2 separate regions of the Homo sapiens genome follow, and region 2 is linked to region 1. A link is an interaction called in ENCODE POLR2A ChIA-PET data of the cell type or tissue named here. Cell type or tissue: OCI-LY7. All regions are shown on one strand. Links, peaks and the distances in the headings refer to the core of each region. The heading gives the core; the rest is flanking DNA. Region 1 overlaps LURAP1 (leucine rich adaptor protein 1). Region 2 overlaps MAST2 (microtubule associated serine/threonine kinase 2).

Region 1 (10,115 bases), core at 4,534-9,533:
CAACACGGCAAAACCCGGTCTCTACTAAAACTACAAAAAAAAAAAAAAATTAGGCAGGCATGGTGGCATGCACCTGTAATCTAGCTACTCAGGAGGCTGAGGCAGGAGAATCGCTCGAACGTGGGAGGCAGAGGTTGCGGTGAGCCAAGATCACACCACTGCACTCCAGCCTGGGTGACAGAGTGAGGCTCTGTCTCAAAAAAAAAAAAAAAAAAAAAAAAAATCCCACAAAAATTAGCCAGGCATGGTGGCACGCACCTGTAGTCCCAGCTACTCGGGTGGCTGAGGTGGGAGGATGGCTTGAGCCTGGAAGGCAGAGACTGCAGAGAGTCAAGATCATGCCACTGCTCTCCAGCCTGGACGTCAGAGTAAGACTCTGTTTCCAAATAAACAAATAAATAACAAAAAGAAAATTGTAAGAAATTAAGAAAAGGATGAAAGTGGAACCTTAAAAGTTAAGAGATTTGGCCGGGCGCGGTGGCTCACACTTGTAATCGCAGCACTTTGGGAGGCCGAGGTGGGTGGATCACCTGAGGTCAGGAGTTCGAAACCAGCCTGGCCAACATGGCGAAACCCCGTCTCTACTAAAAATACAAAAATTAGCCAGGCGCGGTGGTGGGCACCTGTGATCCCAGCTACTCAGGAGGCTGAGGCAGGAGAATCGCTTGAACCCAGGAGGCAGAGGTTGCAGTGAGCCGAGATCACGCCATTGCACTCAGCCTGGGCAACAGAGACTCCGTCTAAAAAAAAAAAATTAAGAGACTTGGCTGGGTGCGGTCGGTGACTCATGTCTGTAATCCCAGCATGTTGGGAGGCCAAGGTGGGCAGATCACTTGAGGTCAGGAGTTCGAGACCAGCATGGCCAACATGGTAAGACCCCCGTCTCTACTAAAAATAAAAAATTAGTTGGGTGTGGTGGTGTGCCCCTGTAATCCCAGCTATTCCAGAGGGTAAGGCAGGAGAATCACCTCAGAATCAAGAGATAGAGGTTGCAGTGAGCCGAGATCTCACCACCACACTCCAGCCTGGGCGACAGAGCAAGATCCTGTCTCAAAAAAAAAAAAAAAGAATAACAAGGAAATGTTACGATTTTTTTTTTTATATACAGGGTCTCACTCTGTCACCCAGGCTGGAGTGTGGTGGCACGATCTCAGCTCACTGCAACCTCCGCTTCCCAGGCTCAAGCAATTCTCCTGCCTCAGCCTCCTCAGTAGCTGGGATTACTGGCACCTGCCACCACGCCCGGCTAATTTTTCTTTTTTTTGAGACAAAGTCTGGCTCTATCACCAGGCTGGAGTGCAGTGGCGAGATCCCGGCTCACTGCAACCTCTGCCTCCTGGGTTCAGGAGATTCTCCTGCCTCAGTCTCCCGAGTAGCTGGGACTACAGGCGCACACCACCATGCCCAGCTAATTTTCGCATTTTTAGTAGAGACGGGGTTTCACCCTGTTGGCCAGGATGGTCTCGATCTCTTGACCTCATGATCTGCCTGCCTCGGCCTCCCAAAGTGCTGGGATTACAGGCGTGAGCAACCATGCCCAACTTAATTTTTTGATTTTTTGTAAGAATGAGGTCTCACTGTGTTGCCCACACTGGTCTTGAACTCCTGAGCTCAAACGATCCTCCTGCCTCGGCCTCCCAAAGTGTTAGGATTACAGGCATGAGCCACAACGCCTGGCCAGAAATGTTGTGAATAATATTATGCCAAAAACATCGACAATTTAGATAAAATGGACACATTTTTTGAAAAAAAAAAAAACCTACCAAAACTAAATCAAAATGAAAGTAAAAGTCTAAATAGCCTTATATCTACTAAAGGAAACTGTTATCAAAAACATCCCCCATACCAGTCTAGGCCACGTGGCAAAACTCTGGCTCTACAAAAAAAATACAAATTAGCCAGGCATGGTGTCACGCCTGTAGTACCAGCTACTCAGGAGCCTGAGGTCGGGGGATCACCTGAGCCTGGGGAGGTCAAGGCTGCAGTGAGCCATGATCGTGTCACTGCGCTCCAGTCTGGGCATCACTGTAAGACCCCGCCTCAAAAAACCAAAAAACGTCCCCGTAAAGAAAACTCTAGGCCCAGATGATTTCACTAAGTAAATTATGTCAAGTACTAAATACTACTACCAACCTTACACAAAGATAAAGCAAAGGAGGAGGAAACATTACTTCACTCTTTTTAGGAGGCCAGCATAACCCTGGTACCAAAATTTTTTTTTTTTTTTTTGAGACAGAGTTTCACTCCTTTTGCCCAGGCTGGAGTGCAATGGCACGATCTCGGCTCACTGCAACCTCTGCCTCCCGGGTTCAAGCGATTCTCGTGCCTCAGCCTCCCAAGTAGCTGGAATTACAGGTGCCTACCACCATGCCCGGCTTTTTTTGTATTTTTAGTAGAGATGGGGTTTCACCATGTTGGCCAGGGTGGTCTCGATCTCTCAACCTCATGATCCGCCCACCTCGGCCTCCCAAAGTGCTGGGATTACAGGCGTGAGCCACCGCGCCCGGCCCCAAAACTTTTAAAAATTAAGTCTGTGGGAAAATTAAACACCAACTATATTTTATTATACTGACAATTTATTAACTTTTTAGGTGCAATAATGGTAATAAAAATCCTTATCTTTTAGAGATACATGCTAAAACATTTACAGATTAAATTGGTATGATATCTGGTTTTGCTTCAAAATAATCTTGGTTAGGGGGAAAGTAGTTGAGGGAATAAATAAACCAAGATTGGCCATGAATTGATAATTATTGAAGCTGGGTCCCTGGGAATTCATTACACTATTTTCTCTATTTTTGTATATGCTTGATACTTTATATAATATAAAGCAAAAAATAATGGCAAATGATTAAACGACATTAAATGCATAAGAACTACAGGTTGTTTGAGATCATTTAAAAAGAGAGTGAAACAAAAAAATCATTGAACACCATTAGAAGTTGTTAGGACATAACTACTTTGAAAACGGTAAGGGAAGAGATTTAAGCATTTATCTTGCCATTCTGGTATGAATTTTATTTCGGAGTAATCAAATGGTCCTAGAGGATGTGAAAAAGGTTTTCTGTACAGAATTAGAGCTAATAAATGAGGAAAAATTAATAGCCTTAGAAAATCACCATTCTGTAATCCCTAGTGAAACAAGCAATTCATAAAATGATAATCAACGGATAGTAAAACAACTTGGTGAAAAATTGACCGGAAACTTTATGATGCTGGGATGAGGCTATCACCATCTGAAAATAAAAGAAGCCTGGGAGCTGGAGTGGACAGTGGAGGAGAGCTGTCCAACCAGAAACACCCGTGCCATGTAGAATAAGTTAAAAATAAATCTGTGGTGTTAAATCACTGAAATATGGGAGCAATTCATTACAGAAGTTGGCTTACCATAAAAGTATACCATTTATATATATTAAAACACATAGGCACATAATTACATATATTTTCAAAGATACATACATATCCAAACATATACTGACACAGGGAGAGGAATGAGAATAGGGATGAGGGATCAAAAGAAGAGGCCAGGCACAGTGGCTCACACCTGTAATCCCAGCACTATGGGAGGCTGATGCAGGAAGACTTCTCAAGGCCAGGAGTTCAAGACCAGGCTGAGCAACACAGTAAGACCCAATCTCTAAAAAAAATTTTTTTTTAATTAGCTGGACATGCTCGTGTGCACTTGTAGTCCTACTCAGAAGGCTGAGGTGGGAGCATTGCTTGAGCCCAGGAGGTCAAAGTTACAGTGAGCCAAGATCACATCACTGTCCTCCAGCCTGGGTGACAGTGAGACCCAGTCTCTTAAAAAAATAATAATTTTTTTTTTTGACACGGAGTCTCGCTCTGTCGCCCAGGCTGGAGTGCAGTGGCATGATCTCGGTTCACTGCAACCTCTGCCTCCTGGGTTCAAGCAATTCTCTTGCCTCAGCCTCCTGAGCAGCTGGGACTACAGGCATGCGCCACCATGCCCAGATAATTTTTGTATTTTTAGTAGAGATGGGGTTTCACCATGTTGGCCAGGCTGGTCTCGAACTCCCGACCTCAGGTGATCCACCTTCCTCGGCCTCCCAAAGTGCTGGGATTACAGGCATGAGCCACCGTGCCCAGTCTAAAATTTTTTTAAAAAAGAAGAAAATAAAATAAGAAAGGGGCCTGGTGATGGAATTCACTATGCTATGAGAAGCATGGTTTAACTATTAAATAATTAAAAATAACAATTTAAAAAGAAGACAACTAATCAATCTGCCCTTTCCAGAGAGAACCCAGGTTAGTTCACTGGGAATATAATTATCTTCAGCCTTGGGGAATAGGAGCACAGAATGGTTCTGGAGAGGAGACAGTGTTGAGGAATCCTCCACTGTGGTTACCAGGAAGGTCTCAGGTCTAAAACGATTCCTAAACTGAGGCTTTCTCCTAAGCCTGATCTTCATCTTTGGCTCTCCCTGGTGGTGATGGTACAGGAGGCATTTGACATTCTCTAGACATGGGGTCTGGACCTGCCACCTCCGCCTTGGTACCACCTCTCATTCCAGGCTAGGGGAGGCTGGACAAAGCACAGAGGTTCATTCTGGGCCTGGGTGCATCCTCCTGCCCACTTTCCACCCTGCCTGTGTCAGGCTAAAAGCCCCTCTCCCAAAGATGTCCAATTCCTAATCCCCAGGACCTGAGGATAAATATAAATTTTCTTTTAAGAGAAGAGTCTTACTATATTGCCCAGGCTGGCCTGAACTCCTGGGCTCAAGTGATCCTCCAGCCTCAGCCCCCTGAGTAGCTGGGACTACAGACACTCACCAGCTGCTTAACCTGTGAACATTTTATCTTAAATGGTAAAAGGGACTTTGAAGGCAGGATTTAATTAAGGATCTTGCCAATGGGAAGATGATACTGAATTATCCCAGTAGACCCAATGTAATCCTTACAAGTGAGAGGCAGTAGAATTAGAGAGATGTAGGGATGGAAACAGAGGTTAGAGAGGAGAGAAGATGCTCTGCTGCTGGCTTTGAAGATGGTGAAAAGAGCCACGAATCAAGCACTGCAAGCAGCATCTAGAAGCTGGAAAAAGCAAGGAAACATTCTTCCCTGGAGCCCACGGAAGGAGTGTAGACCTGTCAACACTTTGACTTTAGCCTGGTGAAGCTGATTTTGGACTTCTGAACTGTAACATAATAATTTTGTTTTTTGAGCCACTTTGTGGTAATTCATTACAGTGACAATAGGAAACTAATGTCCTGCCCCAGCTTCTGGGCAGCACTAATCTGTTCTCCTAGGAGAGTAGGGTCTAAGTGAGTGTATGGCATGGGTAGGGAATCAGAGGAGGCTTCCTGGAAGCCCCTGCAGTCAGGTTGATCTGGGTTATTACAGCTCATTTGTTACTTAACTGACCTTGAGCAAATTTATAAGTAAGACTATTGTTAACAATGCACTGTTTATAGGATTGCTAAAAAGTAAATTTAAAAATATTTTCAATTATCTAATTTGTAAATTAGCAACTTTTTTTTTCAGTCACATCTCCTTGTGGGCTTACACATATTCATTCTTCCATTCACTGAACAGGTGTCACGGAACACCCAGTGTGTGCCTGGCACCATACACACAATGAGCTTGTGTCTGCTACAACTCTCAAGCATTTCTCACTGAAGCTGTCACTGAGCTTCCAGTTAGCTCAGTGCTCAACCTCAATGCCTCCATCCTAAATGCAGGCCTCAGCCGGGCATGGTGGCTCAAGCCTGTAATCCTAGCACTTTGAGAGACCGAGGCGAGTGAATCACTTGAGGTTAGGAGTTTGAGACCAGCCTGGCCAACATGGTGAAACCCCATCTCTACTAGAAATACAGAAATTAGCTGGGTGGTAGTGGCGTGTGCCTGTAGTCCCAGCCACTCAGGAGGCTGAGGCAGGAGAATCGCTCGAGCCTGGTAGGCGGAGGTTGCGGTGAGCCGAGATCATGCCACTGCGCTCCAGTCTGGGCGACAGAGTGAGACCCTGTCTCAAAATAAATAAATAAATAAATAAAATAAATAAATGCAGGTCTTTACAATGCCCACTCCCATGGTCTCTTGTCTCAGCCAGCACCGCCCCCGCTTATCCCCCCAGGCACTGTTTCTGCAGCTTTCATGAGCAGCCTCTTCTTTGTCTTTACTCTGACCCCGGACAAAAGCCCCCAGTGCACTTGAGGGCAGTATGCGCCCTCTGATATTTTCCACACCCCGTTTTCATCCCATCCTCTCCTCTCTCTGCATTTCTGCCCTTTTTCTTACCTTCTCCTTCTTTGAGCTCCCAAACAGCTGTACCCTATAAGCCAGAAAAGTCTAGTTAGAGAGAAGCTGAGCCTCAACCAGCCAAGTTAGAGGCAGGTAGAAGGGACCAAAGATATGTGTTTACTGGAGTTTCCGGGCTTCTCTGGTGGTGAACTGAAATCTAAGGTATTCAGCCAGGATGCCTAGACCTAAGCGGAATACCCAGGCAGCCTCACTCACCCCAGCTTTCCAGCCCCACAACACTCTCAGGTGCTATCCAATTGACCCGTAATTCCCTGACCTGTGGAGCCACACCTACTTCTGCAAGACCCATCTAAGTTTCCTAATTTCACAGCTCCCCACCCCCACCTCTGCTTCTAACCTCCAGGTCTGAAATGCTGAGCTCTGTTCCTATGATGTCTGGAGCTACTAGCCCTCCTTCCCAGAAAAATGGTGGGTCCAGGATTGATTTTTCCTCCTATCTGTGATCCAGACTAGTGCATCCTTCACCCCTTCATCCAGTCCAGGCCCAGGGTTTTCTTTCCTGCAGCTCTTCCTCTAAAGACTAAGCTGCCTCTTTAGGAAGAGGTGAGAACGCAAACATTGTAACAGGGGCAAAATTGCTTTCAGTCCCTTTGGGCTTCAGTGGTGTTGACTGGCCAGGTGATGGAGCTGTGGGCATGTGGGCTTGTGATCTGGGTTTTCTGACCTGGACGTCGCCACAACTTTACAATGGGTGATGCTGGGCAAGTCTATGCCCTCTTTAGGTCTGACTCACTAGCCTTTCTGCGCACTGACGGGGGCTGGTCTTTAGAAGGCCATGTTTTATTTGAGCTTGGAGGTTCCACACAGCAACTCCAGCAGTGGTGCATAATGGCCACAAGAGGGCGGGCAACCTCTTCAGCTCATAAGTGTGTAGACTGAACAAGTGAACCTCAAATAAGAATACTATACAGTGTCTTCCAAGAAGGGTATAATTCCATGAACAATGTTGCTGAAGAGAAAAAAAAAAGAAATAAAGGCTGGGCATGGTGGCTCAGGCCTGTAATCTCAGCACTTTGGGACGCTGAGGTGGGAGGATTGTTTGAGCCCAGGAGTTTGAGACCAGCCTAGGCAACATGACAAAACCCTGTCTCTAGAAAAAATACAAAAAGTAACCCGGGCATGGTGATGCGTGCCTGTAGTCGCAGCTACTTAGGAGGCTGAGGAGGATCACTTCAGCCCAGTAGGCAGAGGCTGCAGTGACCCGAGATCGCACCACTGCGCTCCCGCCTGGGCGACAGAGTGAGACCCTGTCTTAAAAATAAAACAACAGGCCAGGCAGGTGGCTCACACCTGTAATCCCAGCACTTTGGAAGGCTGAGATGGGCGGATCACTTGAGGTCAGGAGTTCAAGACCAACCTGGTCAACATGGCAAAACCTCGTCTCTACTAAAAATACAAAAATTAGCCAGGCATGGTGGTGCACGTCTGTAATACCAGCCATTTAGGAGGCTGAGACAGGAGAATCGCTTGAACCCGGAAGGCAGAGGTTGCAGTGAGCCGAGATCGCGTCACTGCACTCCAGCGTGGATGACAGAGCGAGACTCCATCTCAAAAACAAAACAAAACACAAAACAAAACAAACAAACAAAAAAAAACAGGAAGGGTAATTAACCGAGGGCACACTACAAAATGACTACAGAGTAGGGACTGGAATAGGAGATTCAAATTCCCAGTCTGAGGGGAAGTCAGGAGTCCCAAGACCATAGGAGTGGTATGGAGAGGTCTTGTGAGCAGTGGAAGAAGCTGAGAATATACTTTGGACATTTCAATCATTTGAGGGGGTGGGAGGGGAAGAGAGGGTGTTTAGGGACAAGCCATGGACTGAATATTGCTCCAGAAGGACCGGGGTGGGAGTTTCAAAATGAGACTTGAGGAATTTAGGGAAGCAGAGATGATCAATTTGGCTTCCTTCCCTTCCCCAACACAGAATACAAAATAGAGAAATGGCACGAGTTATTCCAGGATTTGAGGAGGACGCCTCTTTTGCAGGAGGATGCAGTGAACAGCCAAAGTCATCTGACATCCTTTTCCATCTTTTTCCTTCTAGTATCCCAGTTTCAAGGCCCAGGAAAGGCAGGGACTAACATATGGAGCAGTTACCCCAGAGTTCAAAGGGTTAATCTCTAAGAATTCATTCTCTGACACCAGCCACAGCTCTTGTCCCCATCTCTGGGACCGTCCCCTCTGAGCCCCAGGTTGGCAGCTTCCCTGAATTCCTTCTATGATATAATTTGTAATTCGGCAGGGCTCTGGGACCCAGGCTCAGAGACCCAGGCTCTGCTCTCTCCTCAGTTTCCGGGAGTCAGGGCTTGCTCTAAGGGAGGAAGTAAACAGGCCTTTCCCTTGCTCCCTCTCCTTTTCCAGGATGGGGCCCCGGGACCAAAGAGCTTCTGTCTTTCCCTGCCACGCCCCCACGCTGCAGCCTAGACAAGGAGATTCCTTGTGTCCCGACCTCAGGCAGGCATCCTTGTGACCAAATGGTGGAAGGCTGGGGACAGGGTGGGGGAAGGGCAGTCACAAAGTCAGAAAGGATGACACCTCCCCTATCCAAGATTCTGGTACACCCCCAGAGCTCTGAGACCTTGAGGTTCTCTCTCCCTGGCTCCCATCAACAAAGGGCAGAGGAGGCCAGGACTCATTTGCATATAAAAGGCCTGGAGAAACTGAAAAGGCATGGACACACAGAAGCTGAACCTCCTGGAAGGGAGATATGGAGTCAGAATACAGGAATAGGGCCAGACACAGCAGCTCATGCCTGTAATCTCAGTAATTTAAGAGGCTGAGGCGGAAGGACTGCTTGAGCCCAGGAGTTCAAGTGCACCCTAGGCAACATGGTGAAACCCTGTCTCTGGAAAAAAATACAAAAATTAGCCAGGCATGGTGATGCATGCCTGTAGTCTTAGCTCCTTGGGAGGCTGAGGAAGGAGGATCATTTGAGTCCAGGAGGTCGAGCCTGCAGTGAGCACTACTGCACTCCAGCCTGGGCAACAGAGGGAGACCCTGTCACCCTATCTCAAAAAAAACAACAAAACAAAACAAAAAAATGGAATACAGGAATAGGGGCAACACAGGGACAGGGTAAGACAGGGGACCATGGCAGGGTGAGCCAAACAGACTTGAGAGAAATAAATGGAGGCCCCTGAAAGCTTCTCTCCCTAAAAGCAGTCAGGAGTGCTGGCCCAGACAGGGATGCAGGGATGGAGCCACAGAGGAAGTGAGATCCCCTAGGATAAAATGAGAACACTCTATTTAAAAAGTAAGACCTGAAAAGAAGCACAAACATCTGACAATGAGAAACTTTCCTGCCAGGAGGAGTGACATGTTACTGTTCACAAGAAGTAATGGTATGGACGATAAATAATGTGATCTCACTTAGCAGCAGGGGCTCAGATGCCCCTATATGACCTACTACCATCCAAGGACCCGTACAAAGGGCTACCCATCCTGGCAGGAAATGACATCACTCAGCAGGTAGGAAGGGGTGGGTCTACCAGCCCAAACGCTTCTGGGAGGGCCAATCCATAGAGGGTTAGTCCTGAAGGTCCATGTCCCTCCTCAATCCTCCATCTTGGCCAAGAGAGAGGCCAAGGCTTCTAGACTTTGGGTGAAGTAATTATGCCCCCATCTCTTCATCTGTTAACTCCAGGGAGTCCTAAATTCCTTAAATCCTTACTTAGCTGGGGGGAGTAGTGAGAGATACTAAATACCAAAAGCCATAGGTCAATCCTTTAGAGTCAATATCTCTATAGAAGTATCTCTAGGGGCTGGGCATAATCCCAGCACTTTGGGAGGCTGAGGCGGGAGGATCCCTTGAGCCCAGGAGTTTGAGACCAGCC
Region 2 (10,115 bases), core at 2,746-7,745, 410 kb after region 1:
TCTTGGGGTTGCCAGAGACTACCTCTGCCACAGGCTGCAGAAAAGCTTTTCCAGATCTCCTATCTGTGCTTGGGAAAAAGGCCTTTACTTGCATTCAAAATTGTTATAACTCAAAACTCTGTGTGTCTACAAGGAAAAAGAGGAGGCTATGGTTCCAGGCTGTCTATAACCAAAATAAATGGATTTCTGTATGGTTCTAAGCTAAGGACTACATTGGGGTTTGAGTCCTGTGGCAGGGACTAGTTAGATGTTGATCAAGCATGATTCACCTTCCTCCTAGGCACAGGCCACATGACATTTCCCAGCCCTCCAGTAGTTAGGCATGGCCCTGAAACTGAGTTCTGGCAATGGAATATGAGTGGAAGTGATTAATCCATTTCTAGGATTGGCCCATCCTCCACTTTCCTCAGCTGAACTTGGAAGCCATGTGTAGAAAATGGAAGCACCTCAATCAAGGGGTCCTTGTGAATCAGTTACAGCAAGTAATGTTCTTTAATATAAAAGACCAAAGACTGAGCTAGTCACAAAGTATCACTTTCTCTTACTGGTTAAAGGTAGAACTTAAATGTTCCTGGGTCATTTAAACAAAAATCACCTTGGTAACACCCCTATGAAATAACTTAAGGACTTTAAAAAAAAACTATTAACAACTATTTCTAAATCCTCTGCTTTTCAAAACATTCCTGAAAGCCTAACAGATAGAAAGTCTGACCAGTCACGGTGGCTCACACCTGTAATCCCAGCACTTAGGGAGGCTGAGGAGGGTGGATCACCTGAGGTCAGGAGTTCAAGACTAGCCTGCCCAACATGGTGAAACCCCATCTCTACTAAAAACATAAAAATTAGCTGGGTGTGATGGCATGTGCCTGTAGTCCTAGCTACTCAGGAGGCTGAGACAGGAGAATCACTTGAACCTGGGAGGCAGAGGTTGCAGTGAACCGAGATCACGCCATTGCACTCCAGACTGGGAGACAGTTTCAAAAAAAAAAAAAAAGAAGATCTGACAAAACTATATTACTTCTGCTTTGCTGAAATAACGGCAAAGAAACGATGTAGCTTATTAATCTCCAACAAATTAATGGTTAAAGGATATATGCATCTACTACTCAGGTTCACTCTTAAGGAACCTACACTCAAGCTGGTACAACTAAGATGGTATCACCTAATTTTAACACATGGTTCCCTTGGGCTGAATTTTTCTTAATTACATTCTAAAACCTAGGGAGACTATTCTATCTTCTAAGCCAGTTACTTAATAAAAAAATCCATAAAAGTTTCCCTGAAGGGGAAAATGCACAAATTAAAGTCTCCTTTCAAGCTGAATAAAATAAAAGAACAGTTTAATAACACCAACAAATCAAAGGTCAAGATAGCTTTTTCTTTTTATTTTTGAGATAGAGTTTCGCTCTTGTCGCCCAGGCTGGAGTGCAATGGCGTGATCTTGGCTCACTGCAACCTCCAACTCCCGGGTTCAAGCAATTCTCCTGCCTCAGCCTCCCAAGTAGCTGGAACTATAGGCGTGCGCCACCACGCTGGGCTAATTTTTGTATTTTTAGTAGTGACGGGGTTTTGCCATGTTTGCCAGGCTGGTCTCAAACTCCTGACCTCAGGTGATACACCCGCCTTGGTGTATGTGTTTACATTATACAAAATATTTTCTTTCATTATCCTTATTATATAAGCTTTCTTCTATTAAAAAAATTTTCTTTTTTTACTTTTTAAACTGTTTTGTTAGAAAGTAAGATACAAACATACGCACTAGCCTAGGCCTACACAGGGTCGAGATCATCAATATCACTGTCTTCCACCTCCACATCTTGTTCCATGGGAAGGTATTCAGGGGCAATAATGGAGCAATAATGGAGGTGACATGGAGCTGTCATCTCCTATGGTAACAATGCCTTCCCTGGAATTACACTGAAGGACTTGTCTGAGGCTGTTTTACAGTTAACTTTTTTTTTTAATAAGTAGGGGTACACTCTAAAATAACAGTAGAAAGTATAGTATGGTAAATACATAAGCAAGTAACATAGTTGTATATTATCATCATTAGGTATTATGTGCTGTGCATGCACTAACTCTATGTGCTGTACCTTTATACCACAGCAGTGCAGTAGGTTTTACACAGGCATTACCATGAACATGTAATGTGTTGCACTACAATGTTGTAATAGCTAGATGTCACTAGGCAATAGAAATTTTTCAACTCTGTTATAATCTTATGGGAAGCCAGGCATAATAGTTCATGCTTATAATCCCAACATTTTGGAAGGCCAAGGCAGAAGGATTGCTTGAGGCCAAGAGCTCAAGACCAGCCTGGGCAACATAGCAAGACTTCATCTCTATTTAAAAAAAAATTTTAATAAAAAAATTATAATCTGGCCAGGCGCAGTGGTTCATGCCTATAATCCCAGTACTTTGGGAGGCCGAGGTGGGCGGCTCACCTGACGTCAGAAGTTCGAGACCAGCCTGGCCAACATGGTGAAACACTGTCTCTACTAAAAATATAAAAATTAGCCAGGTGTGGTGGCAGAAGCCTGTAATCCCAGCTACTCGGGAGGCTGAGGCAGAAGAATTGTTTGAATCCGGAAGGCAGAGGTTGCAGTGAGCCAAGATCGTGCCACTGCACTCCAGACTGGGGGACAAGAGCAAAACTTCGTCTCAAAAAAAAAAAAAAAAAAATTGGCCAGGCGTGGTGGCGGCTGCCTGTAATCCTAGTTACTTGGGAGGCTGAGGCAGGAGAATTGCTTGAACCCAGGAGGCAGAGGTTCCAGTGAGCTGAGATCGCACCACTGCACTCCAGCCTGAGCAACAGAGCAAGACTCGGTCTCAAAAAAAAAATGATAATAATAATAATAATCTTATGGGACCCCCATCTTGTATGTCATCCATCATTGACTAAAACATAATTATGCGGAACATGACTGTATGCAGAGAAAAAGAAAATGAATAGTTCCATCTATACTGAACATGTATAGATATTTTTTTCTTGTCACTATTCCCTAAGTAATAGAGTGTAACAGTTATTTACATAGCATTTACATTGTATTATATATTATAAATAATCTGGAGATGATTTAAAGTACATGGGAGGATATACATAGGTTACATGCAAATACTATGCCATTTTATAGATAGAACTTGAGCATACCAGAGTTTGGTATCTGCAGGGGGTCATGTACTCAATCCCCGAGAGATATTGAGGGACAACTGTAGCAGCAAACAGACCTGAGGGGCTGAATGTGGAATACAGGTAAGGTTAAGAAAAAAATCAAACACAACCTCCAGTTTTGTTCTGGTAAATGAGTAGTGCCATCTATTGACATGAGGCAGACTGGGGAAGAAGCAGACTAGAAAGTGAAAATCAAGACTTCATTTTTGGACATGTTAAGTTTGAGAGGTCTCTGAGCTATCCAAATGAAAATGTTACACGGACTATTAAAAATAGGAGTAGGGCCAGGCACAGTGGCCGATGCTTGTAATCCCAGCACTTTGGGAGGCCGAGGTGGACGGATCACCTGAGGTCGAGAGTTTGAGACAGCCTGACCAACATGGAGAAACCTAGTCTCTACTAAAAATACAAAATTACCCAGGCGTGGTGGCACATGCCTGTAATCCCAGCTACTGGGAGGCTGAGGCAGGAGAATCACTTGAACCTGGGAGGCGGAGGTTGCAGTGAGCCAAGATGGTACCACTGTACTCCAGCCCGGGCAACAGTGCGAGACTCCGTCTAAAAAAAAAAAAAAAAAAAAAGGCTTACAGATTGATCTTTAGGCCAAGAGACATCCAGAACAATGATGGGAAAACTCTGTAATCACATGTGTCCTACCCTCATCAGGGAACATTTGCCAACCTGCTTCAAGCCACCATAGACTCTCTGCTCCCAGTACTTTTGATGAAACTAAATATTTCAAAGTTAACACCTTTTTAGGAGCTAGCCCTTACCCATACCCTGGATAAGAGGGAAAGGAGGTCAAATAAACTTTTGCACTGAAAACTCGGAAGATTTCTCAAATGCTCATGTCTCAAACAGCATGTCCTGCATCCTATCCTCCACACAGTTGCCAGAGTAATCCAACTAAAACACAAATAAGAATATACTGCTCCTGTGCCGCGCGCGGTGGCTCACACCTGTAATTCCAGCATTTTGGGAGGCCAAGGCGGGCAGATCACCTGAGGTCAGGAGGTCCAGACCAGCCTGGCCAACATGGTGAAACCCCATCTTTACTAAAAATACAAAAATTAGGCCAGGCGCAGTGGCTCACGCCTGTAATCCTAGCACTTTGGGAGGCCGAGACAGGCGGATCACGAGGTCAGGAGATCAAGACCATCCTGGCTAACACAGTGAAACCCCGTCTCTACTAAAAATACAAAAAAATTAGCTGGGCGTGGTGGCGGGCGCCTGTAGTCCCAGCTATTCGGGAGGCTGAGGCAGGAGAACGGCGGGAACCCGGGAGGCAGAGCTTGCAGTGAGCCAAGATCAGGCCACTGCACTCCAGCCTGGGTGACAAAGTGAGACTCTGTGTCAAAAAAAAAAAAAAGCCGGGTGCGGTGGCTCACGCCTATAATCCCAGCACTTTGGGAGGCCAAGGAGGGCAGATCACGAGGTCAGGAGATCGAGACCATCCTGACTAACATAGTGAAACCCCGTCTCTACTAAAAATACAAAAAAATTAGCCGAGCGTGGTGGTGGGCGCCTGTAGTCCCAGCTACTCCAGAGGCTGAGGCAAGAGAATGGCGCGAACCCGGGAGGCGGAGCTTGCAGTGAGCCGAGATCGCGCCACTGCACTCGAGTCTGGGCGACAGAGCGTGACTCCGTCTCAAAAAAAAAAAAAAAAAATACAAAAATACAAAAATTAGCTGGGCGTGGTGGCATCCCAGGTACTCGAGAGGCTGAGGCAGGAGAATTGCTTGAACCCCACAGGGGGAGGCTGCAGTGAGCCGAGATCGTGCCATCGCACTCCAGCCTGGGAGACAAGAGCGAGACTTCGTCTCAAAAAAAAAAAAAAAAAGAAATATACTGCTCTCGGCTAGGCACGGTGGCCCACGCCTGTAATCCCAACACTTTGAGAGGCCGAGCCAGGTGGATCACTTGAGGTCGGGAGTTTGAGACCAGCCTGACCAACATGGAAAAACTCCGTCTCTACTAAAATACAAAATTAGCCAGGCATGGTGGCCAATGCCTGTAATCCCAGCTACTTGGGAGGCTGAGGCAGGAGAATAGCTTGAACCTGGGAGGTGGAAGTTGCGGTGAGCTGAGATCGTGCCACTGCACTCCAGCCTGGGCCACAGAGCAAGACTGCCTCAAAAAAAAAAAAAAAGAATATACTGCTCCCCTACTTATTATCCTTTTTTTTTTTTTTTTTTTGAGATGGAGTCTCGCTCTGTCGCCCAGGATGGAGTACCGTGGCGCGATCTTGGCTCACCGCAACCTCCACCTCCCGGGTTCAAGCAATTCTCCTGCCTCAGCCTCCCAAGTAGCTGGGATTACAGGCGCCCACCAAGACGCCTGGCTATTTTTGTATTTTTAGTAGAGATGGGGTTTCATCATGTTGGCCAGGCTGGTCTCAAACTCCTAACCTTAGGTGATCCACCCACCTTGGTCTCCCAAAGTGCTGGGATTACAGGCGTGAGCCACCACACCCAGCCAATTATCCTTTTATATCACACTAAAGACCCTCAACAATCAAGGCTTCTTTAATCTCTAACCTAGCATTTACACCTTCAACGTAAAGCTCTGGGTCTGGCAATAACAAACCGATTATAGTTCCCTATATATATTACGCAGCTTCCCTTCTGTGTGCTTTCTGCCCTATGCTTTTCCCAATGTACTAACCCTGTAATGCAGAGGAAAGAGGTTCTGATTTCCATTAAAATAATTTTTTAAAATTTCTGTCACACTGAGGGTATTTTAGGAACTAAAGTTGAACTCATCTTCTGCCATCCTCAAAAATATTCTATTTCCTTTGTCTACTCCTATCATATAACCATTATTACTCAAATTACCAAAATTCAAAATATTTGAATCATTCTCCATTCATTCATTCAATAAATAATGACTGAGCACCTATTGTGAGCAAAGCCTTTAGCTCTGCATTGTTAGACAAAATGATGACATAGTTCTTACCTTCAATAACATGCAACTTAAAAGCAAAAATGAAATACAAATGAACACAGAAAGTTGAAAGTGCTAAAACACTGATTCATCCTTTCATTCAGCAAATATTTATTCAGCATCTACTTTATATGACCAGGAATGGATCAAACAATATGTTACAGAAACAAAATGAGATAAGACTACTTATTAAGCACCTACTTATTATGTGCTTTCCAGTCATTTTTGCATTTGATCTCTTGGAACCTAAGCTTTCACTTTTAAACCACAGAATTTTGAGAACTGGAATTTCAGGACATTCACAGATTTCCTGAAGCCCAATTAAGGATCCTCCTAGGATCCCATGTGGAAAAACAACTTTGCAGAAGAGTTTCTTTTTGGGTGTGTGGTTTTGTTTTTGTTTTTTGTTTGTTTGTTTTTTGCTTTCTTTACGAGACACGGTCTCATTCTGTCACCCAGACTGGAGTGCAGTGGTACAACCTTGGCTCACTGCAGCCTCAACTTCCAGGGGTCCCACCTCAGCCTCCCAAGTAGCTGGGCCCACAGGCGCGCACCACCAACCCCGACTAATTTTTGTATTTTTTGTAGAGATGGGGTTTCACCATGTTGCTCAGTCTGGTCTCAAACTCCTGAGCTCAAGCAACCCGCCTGCTCAACCTCCCAAAGTGCTGGGATTACAAGTATGAGCCACCACACCTGGCCTCACAGAAGTTTCTGTGGCATTTGAGTTAGGCCTGGAAAACTGAGTAGAATTTTAATATGCGGAAGCAGAGAATAAAGAGCTTCTCAAACTGATGACTAATTAAAGTATATCAAAGTGCCTAACAATAAACAATTACTTACTGAATGTCTATTACATACCAGTTAAAATACTAGAGGCTGAAGATACCATGATGATTAAGACAGCCTCAGAGGAATTCATTTGACTGACTTACAATCAATTAGGACATTGAGCAAATATCTATGTTTCTAATAAATACACAAATAACTATGTTTCAAGTACTATACTAAGCCCTAGGTATACAGAAGTAAATGGAACAGTCTGACTCTCAAAGAACTTACTAATGAGAGAAACAAGATAATTTTAATATTGTATGCCATGATCGAGAAAAGCAGACGGTCCTAAGGAACCAAGAGAAGTGGCAACTAACTGACTCTTCTAACAAAAAGTGCTAAGTATCAAGTAGATCTTGAATGCCAAGGTCTTCAGGCTTAATTCTATGGGTAATAAGAAGCTAATGAAGGTATATGAATAAGGAGAAATGAAATGAACATTTAACGAGTATTTATAAAGCACTTACCATTAGCCAGGGAGGCAATGAGTTCCAATCTTTTGTTAATAGAACGTGAAATATATTAGAGGTTAAGAGACTGAAGACTGAGTAAATACAGTTAAGATACTGCAACAACCAAGACTAAAGTTTATAAATATGAAATTAAGGTAGTGACAATGGGAATAATGGTTTGAAAGATTTCATGAAGGCAGAATCGAGAGAACCTAATGCCAGACTGGCTAAGGGAGTCAAAGGAGAAGAAGTAAAAGACTACAGATGTGGGCCAGGCACGGTGGCTCACGCCTGTAATCCTAATACTTTGGGAGGCCAAGGCGGGTGGATTGCCTGAGCTCAGGAGTTCGAGACCAGCCTGGGCAACACAGTGAAACCCCATCTCTACTAAATACAAAAAATTAGCCAGGCATGCGCTACTCAGGAGGCTGAGACAGGAGAAACGCTTGAACCTGGGAGGCAGAGGTTACAATAAGCCGAGATCGCGCCACTGCACTCCAGCCTGGGCGACAGAGCAAGACTCCATCTCAAAATAAAACAAACAAAAAAAGCCATGGATATAATTTCATGTTGGATGACAAAAAGGAAAGATACAGAGAGAAGCACATTTCAACACAGAAATTATTCTATTTTCATGATACAGTAAACCACTGACCTTCTGGAGATCCAAGTCCTACATCCTGATTAGAACGTATTCTTAAATACTAGTATAATAAAAACTGTAACAAGCACTGTTCCATGTCATGAGAAAGGGAAAAAAAAGTTACGTGTGAGATGTAGATGCTTGCTGATCAGCTGGGCTCTTACTACCCAAATAAATAGAATTCAACCAGTCTCGACACATACAATGAAAATTTTGGCCTTTTTAAAATCATAAATTATTACAAATTATGAACTTTCAAGGTCACTATCAAATTATAAAACTCACAAATGTTAGGCCGGGCACAGTGGCTCACACCTGTAATCCCAGCACTTTGGGAGGCCGAGGTGGGTGGATCACCTGAGGTCAGGAGTTCGAGATCAGCCTGGCCAACATGGTGAAACCCCGTCTCTACTAAAAATACAAAAATTAGCCAGGCGTGGTGGCGGACGCCTGCAATCCCAGCTACTGGGGAGGCTGAAGCTGGAGAATCACTTGAGCCTGGGAGGCGAAGGTTGCAGTGAGCTGAGGTCCCACCACTGCACTCCAGCCTGGGCAACAAAGTGAGACCCTGTCTCAAAAAAAAAAAAAAATCACAAATGTTAAGAACACAAATGATGAGTCTACGGTGGAAATGTTAAGCACAAAAATGGAAATGTAGAGCTAAGGAAAGAGGTCACACCTAAAGAGACTCAGCTCACTTTACAAGGATGTTCTGTGACACAATGCCATAAATAAAGAGGACTGCAGACCCTTGTTCTACATCCTCAACATCTACAAACAGAATGAGCCTGCTAAATAGAGCACAATAAAGGATCAAGCTAAGGACAGAGGACATGTCCTCAAGGAACATTTCAGGAACAGGAAGAGAAAACACAAGACAAAGACACACAAGAGAGCAGTTAGAGAAGCAGTAACAGAATGGATATTATAATATTAAAAAAGAAAAAAATGTCAACAAGGAACACACAGTCAACAGTGACAAATAGTTCACAGAGGTCAGACAAGATGAGGAAAAGACTATCAGATTTAGTAATTTAAAGGTTCCCAGGACTTTTACATATTTCTCTCTGTAACTATTTCACAATGAAAACTTTTCACAAGTAGCCATGAATTATATTTCAATTTGAAAAACAAACTGGGCACTCATGCCCATAATCCCAGCACTTTGGGAGGTCAAGGTGGGAGAATCACTTGAGCCCAGGAGTTCGAGGCTAGCCTGAGCAACATGGTAAGATACCACCTCTACAAAAAATAAAAAATTAGGCCGTGGTAGTTCACGCCTGTAATCCCAGCACTTTGGGAGGCCAAGGCGGGCAGATCATCTGAGGTTAGGAGCTCGTGACTAGCCTGGCCAACATGGTGAAACCCCATCTCCACTAAAAATAGAGAATTAGCCAGGCATGGTGGTGCATGCCTGTAATCCCAGCTACTCGGGAGGCTGAGGCAAGAGAATCGCTTGAATCCGGGAGGCAGAGGTTGCAGTGAGCTGAGAATGTGCCGCTGCACTCCAGCCTGGGCGAGAGAGCAAGACTCTGTCTCAAAAAGAAAAAGAAAAAGAAATTAAAAAATTAGCTGGGCATGGTGGTATGTGCCTATGGTCCCAGCTACTTGGGAGGCTGAGGCAGGAGGATCACTTGAGCCTGGGAGTTCAAGGCTGCCGTGAGCTATGACGGCACCACTACACTCCAGCGTGGGTGACAGAGTGAGATCCTGTCTCAAAAACAAAAATAAGTTTTAGTAACCATCACAATACATTCATACAATGGAAAATTACACAGCAATGAAAAAGAACTGTTTCTACAAGCAACAACATGGATGAGTCTCAAGACATGATCCGAATGAAAGAATCTGGTCACAAAACAGTACACACTATGATTCCATTTATATGAAGTATTAGTTCAAAACAAATCTATAGTGACAGAGGTGGTGAGGGAGGTTACATCTGTAAAAGAGTAGTGCTAGGAGAAAGCACAGGGAGCATTCTAGGGTACTGGGAATGTTCTCCATCCTGATGTGAGTTGTGATCATACAGGTACTCATTCTGTAATATTTCATGGACTGAATGAACCTT

What was found. Peaks named below come from ENCODE experiments on the same cell type or tissue, not always from the same donor. Only the 100,000 strongest peaks of a DNase experiment are listed, where the experiment ranks them.
Region 2: POLR2A ChIA-PET joins it to region 1 with 12 read pairs; 2 of 35 experiments call an interaction of 5 or more read pairs at or near these places.

The regions. Positions count from the first base shown.
Region 1 is chr1:46,220,651-46,230,765 of GRCh38, reverse strand. LURAP1 (leucine rich adaptor protein 1) reads right to left here. Exons shown (of 2, transcript NM_001013615.3): 2 at 9,510-10,115. Among named protein-coding and RNA genes, the nearest start is that of RAD54L, 22 kb to the left of the region's middle. In OCI-LY7, for the core only: a CTCF peak has its summit at 7,091 (motif pointing right); DNase peaks (open chromatin) are centred at 7,115 and 7,455; H3K27ac peaks cover 375 bases.
Region 2 is chr1:45,806,064-45,816,178 of GRCh38, reverse strand. All of the region lies in intron 1 of MAST2 (microtubule associated serine/threonine kinase 2), which reads right to left. Among named protein-coding and RNA genes, the nearest start is that of MAST2, 7.5 kb to the right of the region's middle. In OCI-LY7, for the core only: a CTCF peak has its summit at 3,307 (motif pointing left); no DNase peak of the experiment used is centred there.